Linked DNA regions of Homo sapiens: region 1 is linked to region 2. The links are chromatin loops, found by intact Hi-C in ENCODE. Cell type or tissue: PC-3. All regions are shown on one strand.

The links. A loop is a pair of places that touch in the nucleus more often than their neighbours do. Peaks named below come from ENCODE experiments on the same cell type or tissue, not always from the same donor. Only the 100,000 strongest peaks of a DNase experiment are listed, where the experiment ranks them.
Region 1: it touches region 2 in a loop (4-fold over the local background); 4 of 110 quality-filtered maps call a loop at or near these places.

The regions. Positions count from the first base shown.
Region 1 is chr1:91,685,027-91,687,526 of GRCh38, reverse strand. The region is part of intron 16 of TGFBR3 (transforming growth factor beta receptor 3); the gene reads left to right. Among named protein-coding and RNA genes, the nearest start is that of CDC7, 190 kb to the right of the region's middle. In PC-3, no CTCF peak of the experiment used is centred here; a DNase peak (open chromatin) is centred at 1,356.
Region 2 is chr1:91,608,240-91,610,739 of GRCh38, reverse strand. No RefSeq gene overlaps it. Among named protein-coding and RNA genes, the nearest start is that of CDC7, 110 kb to the right of the region's middle. In PC-3, no CTCF peak of the experiment used is centred here; DNase peaks (open chromatin) are centred at 979 and 1,669; H3K4me3 peaks cover 388 bases; H3K27ac peaks cover 2,335 bases.

The DNA of each region.
Region 1 (2,500 bases), 77 kb before region 2:
TGAATAGTTTCTTCCCCAGGACCTGCCATGGTGAAAGACTTAGAAATAAGAATACAGTTGTAATATAGACGCCAAAGAGGTAGCAGGAAGTCAGATCTGGGCAACTCCATGCCATGCTAAAGAAATAAAACATTCTCCATTAAGAAATGTTTTTTGTTTGTTTGTTTTTGCTTCTTTTTTTCTTCTTCCCCCTGGTAGAGACAGGGTCTCTCTCTGTTGCCCAGGTTGGAGTGCAGAGGCTCTTCACAGGTGAGATCATAGCTCACTGCAGTCTCTAACTCCTGGCCTCAGGAGATCCTCCCCCTTCAGCCTCCTAAGCTGGCACTGTAAGTGACTGCACCTGGCTTTGTTTTTCTATTTCTTGAGGCATCTCTGGCAGTATCTAGGCCCAGCCATAGGCTAACTGTGAGATGGGTGGAATTAATCCTTAGTGTCCTTATCCTCAGTGTACTCTCCTCCTCCAGAGTATGTCAGGCACCAAATTCCTCTCTCCCCTACTCACTCTCCCTCCTCTCAAATCTCTGTTCCCTCAATGTGGTTTGATATTTTAGGAGGAAAGCAGGAAGACTGAGTACATTTCCTCTGCTGGCCAAGTCTGATATTTATTTACAAGCAAGGCGCCCTCCTTGAATTTCTTAGATGTGTTAATTGGGCCTAGTCTGCTTAGCCACGAGGTCCTCCCTGCCCATCTCCTTTAGGAGCAGCCTTGTTATACTTGTCACCCAAGGGATGTTTTAGAGAAAGTTGGTGCTCCACGAAATCAGAGACCACTGCAGTGGAGAGCAGACAGCCAAAGACCCATCTCAGAAAACCCAGGGGTCTCTGTTGGCCCATTAAGTAGAAGCATCTGTACATTCAACTTTCTTCCTCATGGTGAATTTTTCTGTAGCATCACTTCCATTTGACAGTGAAAAAACTTAATCTGTCAAAAGGTAAGAGTTATTTTTAAAACATGGTTATATTGAGAAACCTTGCATCTTACATGTGAAAATAGCCACAGAACTGGAAAGGATGGTCTGAAGAGGGGACTTTCAATATTTCCCAGCAGATTCTCAGACAGAGACTCACCTTGGCCCATTATTGGATCAAAGTCAATATAATATTAGGTTAACTTGACTTATCCAGCTGGTGAGATGCATCCTGCAGTCTTGAGTGCGGAGGCTTCTTTGTTTTGTTTGGGGTTTTGTTTTGAAGTGTTTTGCATTACCAGAACAAGAGTTCCCAAAACTCGGGAAGTTGAAAGGTCTCTTTAATGGGCACGGATGAAAATAAACTGACATGGCAACAAATTATATTTGGCAAATAGACATCGGAAAGCAGATATTCAGGCTTCCTGGGCAGGGCATAGTCCTGGCACTTTTCCTGAATGTGAATAATCAAGCACAGGGCAGATCCTGGAGGAGCACACTTGCTCCCTATTGCTTGATGAAGCAAGGCCTTCTCTTTTACCTGCTGTTGGGCTGAGCAAACAAAGCCCAGGTGAGCCAAAAAAGAAAAAGATGGAGTTGGCCTCCTGCTTTTCAGATGTATCCTTATTAAAATAGGAAAAAATATTTTTAAAATGTGGTTCATGCATAGCCACATTAGTCCTTCTGATTGATTATGTGAGGATCCAGCTGGGTATGGACCAACATGTGGTTTGTAAGGGAGTCAAATTCTTAAAGTATATCTAGAGTTGTTTGGGTCTCTGGAGGTTGTTTTTGTTTTGACCTCAGAATAGTTAAGAGATTTGATTCCCTTCTAGAAATAAAGCTCCTACTCTGGGGAAAGTGAATTTTTGGCAGAAAGTTATTGCCATGGAGGCTAATTTCCCCAGCCTTAATTATACACACACATGAAGAGTAGAGGGCAGTGCTGGGGAGGGTCCAAAACATAGGTTTCCAAAAAAGTCAAAAGCAGTGTTTCAGCCGGGCGTGGTGGCTCACGCCTGTAATCCCAGCACTATGGAAGGCCAAGGTGGGCCGATCACGAGGTCAGGAGATCGATACCATCCTGGCTAACACAGTGAAATCGTGTCTCTACTAAAAATACAAAAAATTAGCCAGGCATGGTGGCACATGCCTGTAGTCCCAGGTACTCGGGAGGCTGAGACAGGAGAATTGCTTGAACCCGGGGGGTGGAGGTTGCAGTGAGCCAAGATCATGCCACTGCAGTCCATCCTAGGGGACAGAGCGAGACTCCGTCTCACAAAAAAAAAAAAAAAAAAAAAAAGGCAGTGCTTCTCCGCTTCTCAGGAATATTGACCCCAGTCCCCTATCCATCCCGCCAATCCCAGAAGAAAAGATAATTAGAGGAAGTACAACAAGGGCCAAACTTACAACAAGCACATAAATACTTTGAGGTTGATGCAAAAGTGTGTATAGCTGTGTGGTTCATGAAAGGGGTGACAGGAAAAGCTGTAACCAGACCCAGGGACATGAGCCAGTTCTACATTTTGCAGAACTGCTTTTTTCACAGAGGCTTTTGAGGGGCCCCAGAAAGAGAATGGAAGTAATGGGGC
Region 2 (2,500 bases):
ATCCAAAATACTTGCCCTTCTTACCACAGTAGCCCATGGCTAGTTACTCATTAGCTTCCTAGTACCTATGGGCCTTTTCCTATTCCAAGACCCCAGCTCTCTCCTTTGCTCTCATCAGCACAGTCCTCTCCTCACGTGTCCCACTTTGAGTTCTTCCTAAGATCCAGCACAAAAATACTCGGATGGGATTTCCATTTAACATGGCTTTTCATTACATGGTTTTGCTTATTACACGGATCAAATCAAGTTCTGAAACCATAATTACATTGGGAAAGGCTGCTCGCCAGCCCCAGAGTCAGTAGGGAGGGTGGAGTTGTGGGTGCACTGACAACTTTTCAGTGAAAACAGTTAAGACTGTGTTATCTCACAGAGGAAGCAGGGAAGCTGTGACTATTCTTCCCATATTAGAGATTAGAGAACATATGTAGGAACATATTAGGAACAGAGATGTGGCTTGTCCAAGCTTCCATGGGTGGAGCTCAGGGATCTCCTGAATTGTGGCTGGAGCCGCAGATGGAAGGCCTTCCTCTTCCTACTGTGTGGCAGCCTCATGACTTCCTAGACATCTCTGCCTCTCCCCTAACCCTCTCAGGCCATTCCTTGCCCTGGCAGATGGCTACTGCCAAGATTCTACCTTTGCGGAGGAAGGAAGGCTATGATGTATTTGTTCATGCACTGGTTCATTCATCCTGACTTTTTTCGCTCTTTCACAGAACCAGACAGTGGGGCAAAATCCAAGGTGGTGCTGGAGCGTCTCAATTCTATGGGATTCTCCTGTCAGCTCAGGATCAGAGTCATCCCATAACGAAAAGCTTTTCTACCATTTGCCTGGAACTGGGGCCTAGACCAGATGACATGGGTCTCTTCCAGGTCCCCCAGATGCTTAGGTTGGGTCCAAGTTACACTGAAAACGGTCCAGTGAATTTCCAGTCTGGTCCACACCCATCATTCCTGGAGCTGAGTGACTCAGGGCTCCAGAAGATACCTCAGTGCTAAGTCATCATCCCCGAGAGAAGAATGTTTCACGTTCAGGGATTCTGTCACCTGTGCTCTGGAAGCAAGTTCTAGGCCTTTTCACCCCAGCTTTCACTTTCATCCTGGGGTTTGCTATGGGAGCTGGCATTCTGCTACCCCATTTCCAGCTCTAGTGTAGTGACATTGCTGCGTTCTGTTTAGACTGTTTAGTGGGTCATGGCATCCTTGACCACCTCCTCCCTTTAGCCAATTTTTGATTTATTAAACAAAGTAGAGAGAAGAAACGTAGATGGCGTACATGGGATTTAGGGTATGGGGCTGTCTGCATGGCCTGGAGGCTGACCTACAGGAGATTGTGGGCGCAGCTCTCACTCACATGTTGTGGGTGTGTACACACCACATGGCTCAGCCCTCATTCATGGATCCTTCGGGTCTCAGTCCCCATTCATGGATCCTTTGGGTCTCTGTCCCTTGTGCTTTGATGCTACTGAGCTCTGGAACTTTAAGTCCGTAGCTGAGTTCTGTTCTGCCCACAGGTGACGCAGCTTCTGAATCTGAAACGCTGCTCTGGGTGATTTAGCACTGAGGTATCTTCTGAAGCCCTGAGTCAAAAATCTTTTCAGCGACTCAGCCATAGGCATCTAGGAAGACAAGCTTCCAGATTCACTGAGAACAGACTGTATGTACTGACATGCTGACATTAACTCCCATTCCCTGTAGGGACTTTCTCATGTGGAAGAGCAAATGCTGAGTGCTGGCAGGACCCTGGCAGTTTGATGATTTCCAGTGTTACCATTAGTCACTATGTGTACATTCTGAAGGTCCTCGTGTGGCCACTGCAGGGCACCAGCCTTTGGAAACAAATACACAGCTTTTGAGAAGCTGCTCATCTTTCATATATATGTGTCTAACTTTGATACACAATACATGTATATTTTTATTATATTAATAAATCATAAGTAACCTAAATGTCTACCCACAAGAGAATGATTAGATAAATTGTGGTGTACCCATAAATGGAATAATCTGTAGTCATTAAAAATCAGGCTTGGCAAACAAAAACATAAAGTGCGGAAAAGACTGCCTGTTCAACAAATGGTGCTGGGATAATTGGCTAGCCACATACAGGATAATGAAACTGGATCCTCATCTCTCACCTTATACAAAAATCAACTCAAGATGGATCAAGGACTTAAATCTAAAGCCTGAAATTATAAAAATTCTCTAAGATAACATTGGACAAACCCTTCTAGACATTGGCCTAGGCAAAGATTTCATGACCAAGAACCCAAAAGCAAATGCAACAAAAACAAAGATAAATAGCTAGGACTTAATTAAACTGAAGAACTTTTGCACAGCAAAAGGAACAGTCATCAGAGTAAACAGACAACCCACAGAGTGGGAGAAAATCTTCACAATCTATACATCTGACAAAGGACTAATATCCAGAATCTAAAAAGAGCTCAAACAAATGAGCAAGAGAAAAACAAACAGTCCTATCAAAAGTGGGCTAAGGACATGAATA